2 separate regions of the Homo sapiens genome follow, and region 1 is linked to region 2. Evidence: chromatin loops called from intact Hi-C (ENCODE). Cell type or tissue: sigmoid colon. All regions are shown on one strand. Each heading gives the region's core, and the rest is flanking DNA. Links, peaks and the distances in the headings are about the cores only. Region 1 holds the start of SNHG30 (small nucleolar RNA host gene 30). Region 2 overlaps SLFN5 (schlafen family member 5).

The links. A loop is a pair of places that touch in the nucleus more often than their neighbours do. Peaks named below come from ENCODE experiments on the same cell type or tissue, not always from the same donor. Only the 100,000 strongest peaks of a DNase experiment are listed, where the experiment ranks them.
Region 1: a loop joins it to region 2, with 2.4 times the contacts of the local background. A loop is called at or near these places in 9 of 110 quality-filtered maps.

The regions. Positions count from the first base shown.
Region 1 is chr17:35,564,394-35,572,726 of GRCh38, forward strand. It overlaps SNHG30 (small nucleolar RNA host gene 30), which reads left to right and starts at 3,721. Exons shown (of 2, transcript NR_135479.1): 1 at 3,721-4,108. It also overlaps the pseudogene RPL39P32. RefSeq lists enhancers at 3,075-3,757, 3,458-3,587. In sigmoid colon, for the core only: no CTCF peak of the experiment used is centred there; DNase peaks (open chromatin) are centred at 3,228 and 3,638; H3K4me3 peaks cover 1,933 bases; H3K27ac peaks cover 1,206 bases.
Region 2 is chr17:35,250,858-35,259,190 of GRCh38, forward strand. It overlaps SLFN5 (schlafen family member 5), which reads left to right. Exons shown (of 5, transcript NM_144975.4): 2 at 7,794-8,333. The coding sequence starts at 7,834. Among named protein-coding and RNA genes, the nearest start is that of SLFN5, 12 kb to the left of the region's middle. RefSeq lists an enhancer at 5,856-7,055. In sigmoid colon, for the core only: no CTCF peak of the experiment used is centred there; DNase peaks (open chromatin) are centred at 3,774 and 6,604; H3K27ac peaks cover 1,578 bases.

The DNA.
Region 1 (8,333 bases), core at 234-8,233, 310 kb after region 2:
CTTCTACAGGGTAGTACTGGGAATCAAATCAAGAGAAGCGGGGAATAACGTGGAAAATGAGCAATGAGAACTTCTTTTCCTTCTTCAAAGCGTTTTAGTCAAGTCCCTTGGATATGAATAGTTAGGTTGTCAGGCCAGGGAGGACTTCACATCTTGGCTTTGATAGCTCCCAAGCAAATGTTCCTGATACAAAACAACTTGAAATCAGTAACTTAGATTATGCTTTTTCCTGTCTCAGGAAAATTCATCTGGCCATGCTATTGATGATTGCTAAGAACAAGAACCCCGAATTTATTTTAGATGTGTTTATTCACTAAGCATTTCTGTTTATCCACAGTTGTACTTATGTTCACCAGACGCAAGCCTGCATGTTCACCAGACATAAACTGTCAAATAGCAACTAAAGGGGAAAAGTTGGTCTCTTTACCCCCAGATGCCTCCATCTCACCCCCAATTCTTTCATAGAGATGATCCAAAGAGTGTAAATAGAATAGTGACCAAGGGCTCCATTATGCCACTACCTGACTCCGTGTAAGTTTCCTCACTTTCATTCATTCTTTCATTCGATCAGCTATTTTGGGGATCCTAAGGTGTTCAGATCTCAGCTCTGCCACATTCTAGCTATGAAAACTTTGTTAAACTAACCTAAGCCTCCAATTTCTTCTGTGTAAACTGGAGATAATAACAGAGCCTCCTCCACAGAGTATTTGCCAGAATGAAGTGAAATGATACACATAAAGAGTAAATGTGTGTTAACATGTGCTCTTTGCCGCATATGGTGCCCGGCATGTAATGCCATTTTCATTCAATAATCAATTGTCGGCTAAGCGCAGTGGCTCACGCCTGTAATCCCACCACTTTGGGAGGCCAAGGCAGGCGGATCACTTGAGGTCAGGAGTTCAAGACCAGCCTAACCAACATGGCGAAACCTCATCTCTATTAAAAATACAAACATTAGCTGGGCATGGTGGCATGCGCCTGTAATCCCAGCTACTTGGGAGGCTGAGGCATGAGAATCACTTGAACCCAGGAGGCAGAGGTTGCAGTGAGCCGAGATCGCACCACTGCATTCTAGCCTGGGTGACAGAGCGAGACTCTGTCTCAAATAATAATAATGATAATCAATTGTTGAGCGCTTACAATGTTTTAAACATGGTGCTACAATCTGGGGCTACCCATCAAAATAAAAGCTCTTATTTAGTAACTGCCTTCCTTGAGCCAAATATGCAACTTTCCTTCTCAAATATAATCCTCAGAATAACTTGCAAGAAGTGTTATTTTCACATTACATAAATGAAAAAAACTGAGTTCATTGAGGTAAAGCACAAAGTTACACATCTAGCAAGTGGCAGAGCTGAGAGCTGAACACTGACCTATCTGAATCCAAAGCCCAGTTACTCTCATCCTGCCAGAAAGCCTTACTATTAGCTGGAAGAATAAGACACACGTCCCTGCTGGGCTCGGTGGCTCACGACTGTAATCCCAGCACTTTCGGAGGCCAAGGTGGGTGGGTGGATCACTTGAGGTCAAGAGTTCGAGACCAGCCTGGCCAACATGGCGAAACCCCATCTCTACTAAAAATAAAAGAATCAGCCGGGTGTGGTAGTGCATGCCTGTAATCCCACCTATTTGGGAGGCTGAGCCAGGAGAATTGCTTGAGCCCAGGAGGCAGGGGTTGCAGTGAGCTGAGATCATTCACAATCTAAAGAGGGAAAACATGTACTAAACAACTCATAACAATACAACATACACAATAACATCAACTGAGCACTCTATGTATTAGGCATTGTTGTCATTGATCTTGTAACAGTTCTATTAGGTAGATGCTATTATTAGCCTCCTTTTTACAAATAGTGATACTGAAGAACAAAGAATTCAAGTTACTTGCCAAAATAGTCCACATACATGACCACTACGCTCTAGTACCACTCTAAAGAGTTTGCAATGTATGAGCAGTGTTCTCTAGGTGTTCTGAGGAGTGACAATAACTATGAGTGAGCATCAGAAAAGATTTCCTAGATGAGATGATTTGTGAGCTGGAACCTGTAAGTAAGAAAGCAACAGGTTTCCCCCTCTCTTCCTTTCTCCGCCATCGTGGTATGTGCTTGACTCTGCTTCTTGCCATGTCTTCTCACAAGACGTTTAGGATTAAGCAATTCCTGGCCAAGAAACAAAAGCAAAATCGTCCCATTCCCCAGTGGATTCAGATAAAAATTGGTAATAAAATCAGGTACAACTCCAAAAGGAGACATTGGAGAAGAACCAAGCTGGGTCTATAAGGAATTGCACATGAGATGGCACACGTATTTATGATGTCTGAAGGTCACAATCACATTATCATATCAACCTGAAAATGTCACCACTATCTGGAGAGTTGGACATGTTTTATTGGGGACATATTTTTTCTCTCTGAATCTGTTATGAACGCTTTGGTTGGCTGAGTTCAGTAATAAATATGTGAGACCTTTCATTTCAAAAAAAAAAAAGAAAGCAAGCAAGCAACAGGTTGAGAGAAAGGGAGATGGATGGGAGAAAGATAAACCAGGTAGAGGAAATAGCACGCGCAAAGGCACATTGTCTTCACTGTCTAATCTCTCCAATCCTTAACGAACGAAAGAGGCCTTGAGTGGGTCTGGTACAGAAGACTCTCCATTTTACTTCTTCATGTCCTTTTACCCATTCCTGTCTAACATTCATCACAATCCTCATTCGCCTTTCATATGCCACTCCTCTATTTCCACTGCCAATCTAATTTAAGCTCCTATTAGCTCTCACCTGGACCATTGCAATAGCTTTCCCTCCTTTCGCTCTCTGCCCCCCACCAATCTAAACACAGTTGAGGCCGGGCACGGTGGCTCACGCCTGTAATCCCAGCACTGTGGGAGGCCGAGGCGGTAGGATCACCTGAGGTCAGGAGTTCAAGACCAGCCTGGCCAACACGTTGAAACCCCGTCTCTACAAAAGTACAAAAATTAGCCCGGCATGATGATGGGTGTCTGTAATACAGCTACTCGGGAGGCTGAGGCACGAGAACCGCTTGAACCTGGGAGGCGGAGGTTGCAGTGAGCCGAGATCGCGCCACTACACTGCAGCCTGGGCGACAGAGCGAAACTCCATCTCAGGAAAATAAATAAATAAATAAATAAATAAATAAATAAATAAATAAAATCAGCCGGGCGTGGTGACGCCTGCCTGTAATCCAAGCTGCTCAGAAGGCCGAAGCAGGAGAATAGCCTGAGCCTGGGAGGCGGAAGTGGCAGTGAGCCGAGATCGCGCCACTGCACTCCAGCCTGGGCGACTTGAGTGAGACCCTGTCACAAAAAAAAAAAAAAAAAAAACCCAAAACCATTTCTTCCCGCAATCCCAGGGCACACACACTATAATCCTGCCTCAAATGCTCATTCCCAGTTATGAAACAGGGTACAGGCAAAACCACTCTGCCTAACAGTCACCCCGACGGCCGACGGCGAGGAATTGTGGAGGGGGCGGGGGAGAATTGCTCAGAACTTGGAAAGCGACTGGTCTCTCAGGATAGAGACCGCGACGCAAAGAAGTGACGGAAAAGATGCGTCCGCCATCCCTTTTGCTCCACCCCTGACGTTGGCCTCGGCCTTCGATTGGCTGCTCCTCCCACCAGCCCCGCCTCAGGGGCGCCCACGTGACCCGATGGCCGCCGTGGGATTGGTTGTTCGGCGAGAGCCGCGCTAGGCTGTAAGACCTGAGCCGGGCGGAGAAGCAAAGGAGAGGGAAGCTGGAAGCACCTTTGGCCCGGGACAGAAATCTGGAGAGCTTGGCTACCTCCATCCTCCTCAGGCCGGAGCAGGCTTCCTGAGAGAGTCCAGGTCGTAGGAGTTTTACGACTTAGAAAAGCGGGCTGCAGATTCCTTCCTGGGTGTTTGGTTCAAGCCTTGGCTCCAGCCTCACTCTCAGTCTTCCCGGGAGTTCGTGGGATTTGGACCTTAGATTATTAGTATTATTTTGAGGGCCTCCTGTGTGTAAGCACTGGTTGTGCGCAGATGGCTGTGCAGAGGGCCATGAGGTAGAGGCTGGGGAAATGAGGGCTTGGAGGTGCTTGAGGTATGGTCTTTACCTACGTGAAATGTTGGAGGTAAGTCGGATTTATAACTTGTGTTGATGCTTTTATAATCTAGGAGCTTAGGGTTTAGTAGGAAGAGTCGCTCATTCAATGAATTAAACGCTCATTCCTATGTACTAGGCACCATTCCGAGTGCAGTGGCTACAAAGACTAGTAGAACATAGTCCTGGTTCTTTAGGAACTCTGTGATTGGGCAAGTGGGAGAGAGGGCGGAAAACGTGAACTGGTGAGTAGTTGGCGTGTGATGCGTGCCGTAGTGGAAGAAAGTGCTGTGAGAGTTAGAAGAGGGGGATGATTGAAGGAATTAAGGACATTTAACAGAAAGTGATATTTGAGTAAAGTTTATTTTTGTTTTGTTTTTTTTTTTTTTTTGAGACGGGAGTCTCGCTCTGCCTCCCAGGTTGGAGTCCAGTGGCGCTATCTCGGCTCACTGCAACCGCCGCCTCCCGGGTTCAAGCAGTTCTCAGCCTCAGCCTCCCAAGTAGCTGGGATTACAGGCGCACACCACCACGCCCGGCTAATTTTTGCGTTTTTAGTAGAGATGGGGTTTCACCATGTTGGCCAGGCTGGTCTTGAACTCCTGACCTCGTGATCCACCCGCCTCGGCCTCCCAAAGTGCTGGGATTACAGGCCAAAGCCACCGCTCCCGGCCTTGAGTAAAGTTTAAAAAGTATACTTAGGGTGGGTATTTATCCCTCCATGAAAGCGCCTTTTACTCAGCCAGCACAGAGCCATCCCTTTGCCCTTCCAGATGCCTGACTGGGACCTTGCTTATGGATGTGTGAGCTTTTAATCTCTGGCTGTAATCTTACCCACTTCAACCTAAACTTGGAATGATTACTCTTGACCCTTTTTTTGAGTGATAAGGCAAATCTCCCCACACCTGGGCATTTTAAAGTTATATACTGTATGTTTAAATATCCCCCTTAAAAAGCCTGAGCTATATAACAATCTAGATGTGTCTATCTTACTCTTTTCCCACAAACTAAGAATCCAAATAATGTTAAAAATCTTTAAAAAAAAAAAAAAAAGTATACTCAGGTTTTCTCCCCATCGAAAGGGGTGGAGAAAGCACTCCAGGAACTAGGAAAATGTACCTGCCGCATGTGGCTGGAGCACATGGGAGGTTTGCCCAGCTGATGATGAAGCAGATAGGGAGTTCAACTTGTAAAGATCTTGAATTACATGGTAGTCTGGCTGTCTGGATCTTAAAATACAAAGTGAAATAGGTACCACAAAACAGGTATTAAGGTGCTTTCATAATTCAGAAGGAGGACAGATACTTCCTGTTGGATTGATGAAAAAAGGCTTCATGCAAAAGATGGCATTTTGAAGGGTTGCAAACTGCAGGGATAGGATTTTGAAGTACAGGAAGGATTTCTACACAGGGGGAAAGACTTTCTAGATGGAGGGCATAAGGTCAAATAGAGCCAATATGAGGACTAAGGAATAATCTGGGTTGATTAGACTGTAAGATATGTTTGGGGGCCCGGCACGGTGGCTCACACCTATAATCCCAGCACCTGGGAGGCCAAGGCAGGTGGATCACTTGAGGTCAGGAGTTTAAGACCAGTCTGGCCAACATGGCGAAACCCTGTCTCTACTAAAAATACAAAAATTAGTTGGGCATGGTGGCTCATGCCTGTAATCCCACCTACTTGGGAAGCTGAGGCAGGAGAATCGCTTGAACCCAGGAGGCTGAGTTTGCAGTGAGCTGAGATTGCACCACTGCACTGCAGCCTGGGCGACAGAGCGAGACTCTATCTCAAACAAACAAACAAACAAAAGACATGTTTGGGTTATTTATGGTGTATTTAAGGATAAATATTGGTCTGTTTTGAAACATCTTGATTGCTAAACAAAGTCGTTAGGACTTTATTTCCTAGACTATGGGGAGCAACTGAATGCTTGTGAGTAATCACACCTCCATATATAAGGGTTAGTATGTGTGTAAGATTCAAAGTACATTGGATGGGAGAGAAACTGGAGGCAGGAGGCCCATTGAGATAGCAGTATTGTCTGCCAGAAGGAACGTGGGTTTTAGAGCCAAGCACTCATTGGTTCAGAGCTTGGCTTTGCTCACAAGTTTCATTATTTTTGGCAGATTTATTTAAGTTATTAAGCTCTGATCTCTGTCTCAAAAGAGGGAAAGTAACTGATGAAGTGCCTGTTACACAATGGTTATGCTTGAATGCTTAAACAGAGGCTGAGGCCTCTGTTTTCTTTTTCTTTCTTTCTTTCTCTTTCTTTCTTTCTTTCTTTCTTTCTTTCTTTCTTTCTCTTTCTTTTTTTCCTTCTTTCCTTCTTTCCTTCTTTCCTTCCTTCCTTCTTTCCTTCCTTCCTTCTTTCCTTCTTTCTTTCTTTCTTTTTCTTTCTTTCTTTCTTTTTTTTTTTTTTTTTTGAGACAGGATCTCACTCTTGTCGCCCAGGCTGGAGTGCAGTGGTGCAATCTCAGCTCACTGCAACCTCCGCCTCCCAGGTTCAAGCTGTTGTCCTGCCTCAGCCTCTTGAGTAGCTGGCATTACAGGCGCCTGCCATCATGCCCGGCTAATTTTTGTACTTTTAATAGAGACGGGGTTTCGCCACGTTGGCCAGGCTGGTCTGGAACTCCTGGCCTCAGGGGACCTGCCTGCCTCGGCCTCCCAAAGTGCTGGGATTAGAGGTGCGAACCACTGCGCCTGACCTAGTTTTCCTCTTTATGGAGCTTAGTTGCTGAATAGTGAACACAGACCAATAGCTGTCAGTTTTAACTAGGGAATATCAGTCTATTGATGTTTATAGATGGCTGAAGGCAGTATATGGTGGCCCCAGAATTTTAGATACTGACAATATCATTTTGAAAGTCTGGAGAGGCCAGGTGCGGTGGCTCATGCCTGTAATCCCAGCACTTTCAGAGGCCGAGGTGGGCAGATCACTTGAAGTCAGGAGTTCAAGACCAGCCTGGCCAACATGGCAAAACCCCATTTCTACTGAAAATGCAAAAATTAGCTAGGCCTGGTTGTGCATGCCTGTAATCCCAGCTACCTGGGAGGCTGAGGTGGGAGGACTGCTTGAACCCAGGAGGCAGAGGCTAAAGTGAGCTGAGATAGTGCCACTGCATTCCAGCCTGGGTGACAGAGTGAGAATCTGTCTCAAAAAATAAAGAGGCCAGGCGCGGTGGCTCACGCCCATAATCCCAGCACTTTGGGAGGTTGAGGTGGGTGGATCACAAGGTCAAGAGTTCAAGACCAGCCTGGCCAATATGGTGAAAGCCCATCTCTACTAAAAAGTGCAAAAATTAGCTGGGTGTGGTGGTGCACGCCTGTAGTCTCAGCTACTCGGGAGGCTGAGGCAGGAGAATCACTTGAACCCGGGAGGTAGAGGTTGCAGTGAGCCGAGATTGTGCCACCGCACTCTAGCCTGGGTGACAGAGTGAGGGAGTGGAGTGGAGTGGAGGTCAGGTTTCTCATTCACAAATTGATTTTTCAGATTGTGAATTACCCATGCTTTGCCCTGCTTTATCTTCCATGTCCTTCCTCATTAGTAAATCTAAAGGTAGTACCCTAGAGAAAAATGAAATTGAACCTTTTATTTAGTTGCTACTGAAAAAATATAAATCTGGTAATCATACCTCAAGTTCTCTTTCCAGCTCTGCAGTTAATTTCCTATGGATCTTCGGCAAATCATAGCCTCTCTGGGTTCTTGGACTCTTCAGATAAAAGATTCTAGTTTAAAAACTTTTATGACTATAATTTTAATCTTTGTTGGCAGAAGAATTATAAATCAAATTGCATATTAAATGAACTGGAGTTTATAAAGAAATTTAGTAGAAAATCTTTTCTAGGCCCGGTGTGGTGGCTCACGCCTGTAATCCCAGCACTTTGGGAGGCCAAGGCTGGCAGATCACTTGAGGTCAGGAGTTCAAGACCAGCCTGGCCAACATGGTGAAACCCCATCTCTACTAAAAATACAAAAATTAGCTGGGCGTGGTGGCACATGCCTGTAGTCCCAGCTATTTGGGAGGCTGAGGCTGCAGTGAGCCGAGATTGCGCCACTGCACTCCAGCCTGGGCGACACAGTGAGACTCCATTTCAAAAAAAAAAATATTTTCTAGGCCAGGTACAGTAGCTCACACCTGTAATCCAGCACTTTGGAAGGCCAAAGAGGGAAGATCACTTGAGCCCAGCAGTTTGAGACCACCCTGGGCAACATGGCAAGACTCTGGGCGTGGTGGTGCTCACCTGAGATGTCAGCTACT
Region 2 (8,333 bases), core at 279-8,278:
AATTCATTATTTGAAGTAAACCTCTCTAAGGAGGGATAAATATTCTCTCCTGATAAAGATTATCCGAAGTTATTGTAAATCCCTCACAAAATGACAGATGAGAGGATTTCTAGGTTAACTGGATATTGCAAACAATAGGTGCCAAAGTTTTCTGAAATTGGAGCACCTCTTTATGGATTGACTGTCTTCAGTGAGGGATTCTCTCCTTTGAAAGTCCAAACATAAAGACCTCCTGGAACCTGAAATCAGTTCTTCAACAGCCTCCTTCCCAAAGCACCCCAACTGTAGAAAGCCATTTTGTCTATTTGTGCGAGAGCGATGTAGAGAAGCCCTTGGGCCTTCAACTTCATGGAAACCATGAAAACCCCATTATTTGCTGTAGCCTCACTCTTGACCTGTTTAAAAGGCTTATTTCTATTGGTTTAGGGCATTAGCTGTCACTGCAAAACTTGATGATGCTTCTGCCAAACTAGCTCTAGGCTCATTCCCCGCCTGACCTCATGGTTTCTCATGCAACACAAACATTACTAATTTGGGGTTTTTTTTTGTTTGTTTTTTTGTTTTTTGAGACGGAGTCTCGCTCTGTCACCCAGGCTGGAGTGCAGTGGCGCGATCTCGGCTCACTGCAAGCTCCGCCTCCCGGGTTCACGCCATTCTCCTGCCTCAACCTCCCGAGTAGCTGGGACTACAGGCACCCGCCACCACGCCAGGTTAATTTTTTGTATTTTTAGTAGAGACGGGGTTTCACCGTGTTAGCCAGGATGGTCTCAATCTCTGACCTCGTGATCTGCCAGCCTCGGCCTCCCAAAGTGCTGGGATTACAGGCATGAGCCATGGCGCCCGGACTTTTTTTTTTTTTTTTTTTTTTTTTTTAAAGACAGAGTCTTGTTCTGTCGCCCACGCTGGAGTGCAATGGCATGATTTCGGCTCACTGCAACTTCTGCCTCCTAGGTTCAAGCGATTCTCCTGCCTCAACCTCCCGAGTAGCTGGGATTACAGGCACACACCACCACGCCCTGCTAATTTTTGTAATTTTAGTAGAAACAGGGTTTCACCATGTTGGCCAGGCTGGTCTCAAACTCCTGCCCCCAGGTGATCCACCCATGAAAAAATCTGGTTGAATCTTTACTCTCATAATCTCTGGTGCTCTCAAAATGGCCACTTGCTGGCACCAAATTATTTAAAATGGATATTAGCTAAATTTCTCCATGAAATTACTCATTATAATATAGACAAATTGGTCACTATCTTAAATCCACATCCGTGGGAAAACTAAAAAGACAGCTGAGCGGTGGGGCATGGTGGCTCATACCTGTAATCCCAGCACTTTAAGAGGCTGAGGCAGGAGGATTGCTTGAGGTTATGAGTTTGAGACCAGCCTAGGCAATCTTGTAAGACCCTATCTGTACAAAAAATTTAAAAAATTAGCTGTGCATTGTGGCGCGTTCTTGTAGTCCTAGCTACTTGGGAGGCTAAGGCAGGAGGATAGCTTGAGCCTAAGAGTTCAAGGCTATAGTGAGCCATGACTGCACTCCAGCCTGGGTGACAGAGTGAAAAGCCCTGTCTCTAAAAAAACAAAAACCAAAAAGGACAGCTGAGGATATTTTCAGGTTATGTGTCGCCTGTCAACAACATAATCCTGGAAAAATTCTAATGTCATCTTTTGTTCCTCTATAGATAATGTGCCTTTTTCCTCTGGATGCTTTTAAGATTTTTTTCTGTATCACTGGTTTTGAACAATTTAATTATGATGTTCCTCAGTATTTTTTTTTTTCACATTTCTTGTGCTTAAGGTTTGTGTAACATCTTAGATTTTAGATCTTGATTTTTTCTAGTGTTCATCAAATTTTCTTCAAAAATGTTTTAGTTGTTTCAGACAGGAGAGTAGCCTAGTCCCTAGTACTTTATTCTGACTGGAAGTGAAAGTCTCATGAATGTAGTTTTGAAAATCATAGTTCCTTAGACACAGTAAGGAAACCAATGGCCTCAGCCTCTCCCACTTCTGCTTGCCAGGAGCCTCTTGTCTCTCGGGCTTTTTCTTCTGGCACGTGTTTCTGTATTTCTAAACAGCATGCTTATTTTCTCCTTTCTCCCTCCCACCCCCTCTCATTTTAGATATTGTCTTAGTCAATTTGGGCTGCTGTAACAAAATACCATGGACTGGGTGGCTTTTAAACAACAAAAATTTATTGCACACAATTTTGGTGGCTGGGAAGTCCAAGGTGCTGAGAGATTTGGTATCTGGAGAGGGCCCTCATAGATGGTGCCTTCTCACTGGGTCCTCGCATGGTAGCGGGGGTGTATATGCTCCCTTGGACCTCTTTCATAAGGGCACTAATCTCACTTATGAGGGTACATCATCATGACCTAATCACCTTCCAATGGCCCTATCTCCTAATACCAGCACCTTTAGGGTTAGGATTTGCACAATGAACTTTAGGGAGTTGCAAACATTCAGACCATAAAAGATACTGTTTATTTCTGGAAGATGACTGTATAGCACTCTCTCTCTCTCTCTCTTTTAAATCTTTGGAGACAGGGTCTCCCTCTGTTGCCCAGGCTGGAGTGCAGTGGTATGATCTTGGCTCACTGCAGCCTCAATCCACTGGGCTCAGGAGATCCTCCTACCTCAGCTTCCCAAGTAGGTAGGACTACAGGTGCATGCCACCATGCTTGGTGTTTTGGTTTTTGAAGAGATAAGAACTCGTTATCCCATTATGTTGCCCAGGCTGGTCTTAAGCTCCTGGCCTCAAGCAATCCTCCCACCTTGGCCTCCCAAAATGGGGGAATTACAGGTGTGAGCCGCTGTGCCTGGCCTGAGTATAGCTAACAGTTTTTTTTTTTTTTTTTTTTTTTTTGAGATGGAGTCTCACTCTGTCACCCAGGCTGGAGTGCAGTGGCATGATCTCAGCTCACTGCAATCTCCAGCTCCTGGGCTCAAGTGATTCTTGTGCCTCAGCCTCCTGAGTAGCTGAGACTACAGCCGCATGCCACCTTGCCTGGCTAATTTTTGTATTTTTCGTAGAGATGGGATTTCACTGTGTTGGCCAGGCTGGTCTTGAACTCCTAACCTCAGGTGATCCGCCCACCTTGTCTTCCCAAAGTGCTGGGATTACAAGCATGAGCCACTGTGCCTGGCCAACACTTCTTATCCTATGCCTTCCTTCTCCACATCCTGCCAATACAACTATATCTTATATCATCATTTTTTATCAGAACAATATTCGGAGTTTATATTATCATGACTAGGACTTTATTTACAACGGTGCCAAATAATGCCTTATGGTTATCTTTTATTTACTATACTACTTTTTATTTTAACTTAGCATTATTGTCTTATATTTGTATTTGTCTGTCTTCCTAAGTGCCTATGACCAATTCATCCCCTACTCTCCACCCTCTCAGTTTACTAAGTGATCTGTCAATTGCATGGTCTTAGGCTCTGTCCACCGAAGCCTGCTGCTCTGTTGTGCAGTTTTGCCTGTGATCTGTAGGCCTGCTCTGCAGCTGTTATTCCCAGACCTCCCTTCACAAACATCCAGGGGATTTTTAAACTTCCTTTCCTTGTTGAATCTCTTGTTTCCTGCATCCACTTTTTTGAGGGAAGAAATGCAGGGGGCAGGGCAAAGACAGTGTCCAGAGAGCATGAAATCTGAAATCTCAGTTCACAGTGCCAACTCTTACGACACAGGGTTCTGTAATCATGCATGAGTCACTGTTTTTCTTCCTACTTCAGAGAACTTCAAATTTTGCCAGCAATGCCCAGCATCCATTACTGCAGGCATTCTATTTTGGTGTCATCAACTTCCCTGCTCAAGTTTTCAGTGCACTTGGCATTCCTTCTGCGTACATGTTGAGGTTTAAATTTCTGGATTTCGGCCGGGCGTGGTGGCTCACGCCTGTAATCCCAGCAATTTGGGAGGCTGAAGCGGGTGGATCACCTGAGGTCAGGAGTTCGAGACCAGCCTGGCTAACATGGCGAAACCCTGTCTCTACTAAAAATACAAAAATTAGCTGGGCATGGTGGCTTGTGCCTGTAGTCCCAGCTACTCAGAAGGCTGAGGAAGGAGAATCACTTGAACCCAGGAGGCAGAGGTTGCAGTGAGCTGAGATCACACCACTGCACTACAGCCTGGGCAATAGAGCGAGGCTCTGTCTCAAAAAAATCAAAATAAATAAATAAATAAATTTCTGGATTTTAAAAAACTCACTATTGTTTTTCAATAATCTATGAGGGGTGAAGGAGGTACAGACATCTTTCTTGGGATTCTTAAGTTAGAATCTCCTGTTATTCTTCTAATTAGAAAAAGGATTAATGATGTTAAAAAAGACAAATCTTATTGTTAATGGCTCTGCAAACCAACAACACAAAAATATTTAGAGAAAAGTGCTGAAGGAAATGCATTAGAATGCTAAATCTTTAAATGGTGAATCTATAAGTGTTCTTTTTCTTTAATTCTGCCTTTGGTTTTTCTTTCTTTGACACATTGAGCACATATTACTTTTACTGCTGGGAAAAATGTAAGTTGAAATAAAAACAACATAGAAAACACTGAATCTGCTTTTAGAAAATGACTACCATGATATGTGTGTGTATGCGTGCGCACATGTGCATACGCATGGGTGTTTTAGCGGAATCTAATCTAATCTGTGTGTCTCTCAGAGTTGGGAGGTAGAGCCTTAGGGCTTTAACTAGAGATGAAAAGACATACATGGAACAATGGATGGAGTCCTGCAGGGAACCATTGTCTGCCTGAGCAGAAAGCTTGTACTTGTATAACAGTGCCTGGGAAAAAAAATGAAAACTCATTTCATTTTGGGATAATTTTATTGTAAAGTATACCACACATACAACAGAGAATAAAACTTTATTACATAGTTAAAAAAATATTAAAATAAACACACATGTATTCACTCCAGATTAAGAAATACATTTCTAGAAGCTAAGAAGCTTCCTGTATATTTCTCCCCTATTTCTCTGTCTCCCTAATTCCACCCTCTTCCTCCCCAAACAGAGGTAGCCACTATTTTGAATGTTCTATTATTTCCTTACTTTTCTTTATGATATTACTACCTATATATGTCTCCCTAAATAACACATTATTTAGTTTTACCTGTTTTTGAACTTCATATAAATGGAATCATAATAGATGTATTCTGTGGTTTGTGTATTTTTTACAACATTATATTCTTAGAGTTCATTCAAAATAGTGCATGTAGGCTGGGCGCGGTGGCTTACGCCTGTAATGCCAGTATATTGGGAGGCCAAGGCGGGCAGATCACCGGAGGTCAGGAGTTCAAGACCAGCCTGGCAAACATGGTGAAACCCTGTCTCTACTAAAAATACAAAAATTAGCCGGGAATGGTGGCAGGCACCTGTAGTCCCAGATCCTCGGGAGGCTGAGGCAGGAGAATCGCTTGAACCTGGGAGGCAGAGTTTACACTGAGCCGAGATCACACCACTGCACTCCAGCCTGGGCAACAAGAAGTAGACTCCATCTCAAAAAACAAAACAAAATAGTGCATGTAATAGTGAAAGTGGATGTCATTTTCCATATTGAGAATGACTTTATTACTGTGTATTTCCAATTTTTTGCTATTTTGAACAGCAATCCTTTGAAAATTCTTGTTCATCTCTCCAGGATATCTGCTTTTTTTTTTCTGTTTTAATCTCACAAAACACTACCAGTTTGGTTCTTTTACACCTGTTTCAGAGTATATGCAAGTAGGTTAAAACAATTTTCCTAAAGACACAAAGCTGGCAAATACTGGGAGTTTGAACTCAGGGTTTCCTCATTCCACAGCCCAAGTGATTTACTATTACACGATGCCACCTTCCTTTTAGTGATTGCCTTGTGGCACAGCTGCATGAAATTGTGGATACTGAGGTCAATCAGGTCATAAAAAGCCTCTTTTGATCTGATTTCATGCTTATCAAGCAGCCTTCTGAAATCTGGCTTCACATACTCTACACCAGGGGTCCCCCTGGCCCTGGACCAGTACCTGACTGTGGCCTGTTAGGAACCAGGCTGAACAGCAGGAGGTGAGTGTAAGTGAGCATTACCGCCTGAGCTTTGCCTCCTGTCGTATCAGCGGTGGCATTAGATTCTCATAGGAACATGAACCCTATTGTGAACTGTGCATGTGAGGGATCTAGGCTGCGCACTCCTTATGAGAATCTAACTAATGCCTGGTGATCTGAGGTAGAACAGTGCCATCCTGAAACCATCTCCTCACCAACCCCCAACCCCCATCCGTGAAAAAATTGTCTTCCAAGAAACTGATCCTGGGGACCACTGCTCTAAATCTACAGGAAGGAATGAGATGCTTTGAAATAAACACCTGAGCTCCCCCATATTTACATTTCCCACTGAACAGTAATCAAGTATCACTGTGACTCAGCTATTTCTGTTTTGAGTTTGGGGTACGAAATCACCTTCCCTCAGAAGGGAACTTTGGGGTCCTAAAAAGATTAATTTTATGGTCCTGACATGTCGAAGACTAGGTCTTAGATACAATTAATTTCACCAAGGACCTGCCATTCCAGTGGCAATTCTTGGCAGCCGGACAGGTGGCTTTTCCTGGCAACACCCCAACAAAAACTTGAGCTCTTTTGCCAATGTTTACATTGTGTACTCATGATTTATTATCTACTGGATCTCAGATCCTTTGTTCCCGCTGGAGTAAAGCAATTTTTTTTTTTTTGCACTAGTGCTTGATGTCTTGTGGAGTTACTATGGAGCAAGCTGAATAACTGCAGCCTGGTGCTGAGATGTTGGGCTCAGTCTTGCCTATGCCCCTTGTCACTGAAAATGCCCCTGCTCACAGAAACACAGCTAGGATGTATATATATGATTTTTTTTTGACAAGATGGAAACCGTTTGGATTAGGGGAAGCTGACGTCGTTGCTATGTATCTGTTCCATAGCAACAATGACAGGTTGCCAACTCAATCAGATGTGTCCCCTCCCAATATTAGGCTACAAAATAATCTGAAAATTGCCCAAGTCTCAGGGAGAGGAGAAAGACAAAGAATCAAGAAAAACAATAAATATTAGCACACCCCAGAGATACTTCTGACCACGAAAGCTTTCTCATTGCTTTCCAGCTCCAGTCCACAAATATCAATGTAAAATTTTCTATTTTCTGCAGGTGACCTGCGAGACTCTGCCACTTTGAGAACTTGGCAGATAGTTACTAAATACACAGCATAAATATAACCTGTTGGTCATTTCTGTGGTGGTGGTGTGCTTCCAGCAGACTCAGCTCCTCAACTCACCTTACAAGCTTAATTCATGTATAAATCTGACCTCAAGCTATGTGGGAATTTCATTCATCCATTTTCACACTGCTGTTAAAGACATACCTGAGACTAATTTATAAAGAAAAAGAGGTTTAATGGACTCACAGTTCCACATGGCTGGGGAGTCCTGACAATCACGGTGGACGGTGAAAGGCACGTCTTACATGGAGGCAGGCAAGATAGAAATGAAAGCCAAGTGAAAGGGGAAACCCTTTATGAAACCATCAGACCTCGTGAGACTTATTCACTACCATGAGAACAAAATGGGGGAAACTGCCCCCCATGACTCAATTATCTCCCACCGGCTTCCTCCTACAACATGTGGGAATTATGGGAGCTACAATTCAAGATGAGATTTGGGTGGGGACACAGTCAAATCATATCAGGAATAAATGAAGGGACCAACCTCAGTAGGATGGCCTTAATCTGTTGGTTTTCCTGCCTCTCCTATTCTTGTCCTGTTCTAATGGTTCTATCTTTCTGTTTTTCAGGAGAACATTTCAGGATAGGAATAGGCCAAGTGCTGAGAAGATGAGTCTTAGGATTGATGTGGATACAAACTTTCCTGAGTGTGTTGTAGATGCAGGAAAAGTCACCCTTGGGACTCAGCAGAGGCAGGAGATGGACCCTCGCCTGCGGGAGAAACAGAATGAAATCATCCTGCGAGCAGTATGTGCTCTGCTGAATTCTGGTGGGGGCATAATCAAGGCTGAGATTGAGAACAAAGGCTACAATTATGAACGTCATGGAGTAGGATTGGATGTGCCTCCAATTTTCAGAAGCCATTTAGATAAGATGCAGAAGGAAAACCACTTTTTGATTTTTGTGAAATCATGGAACACAGAGGCTGGTGTGCCACTTGCTACCTTATGCTCCAATTTGTACCACAGAGAGAGAACATCCACCGATGTCATGGATTCTCAGGAAGCTCTGGCATTCCTCAAATGCAGGACTCAGACTCCAACGAATATTAATGTTTCCAATTCATTAGGTCCACAGGCAGCTCAGGGTAGTGTACAATATGAAGGTAA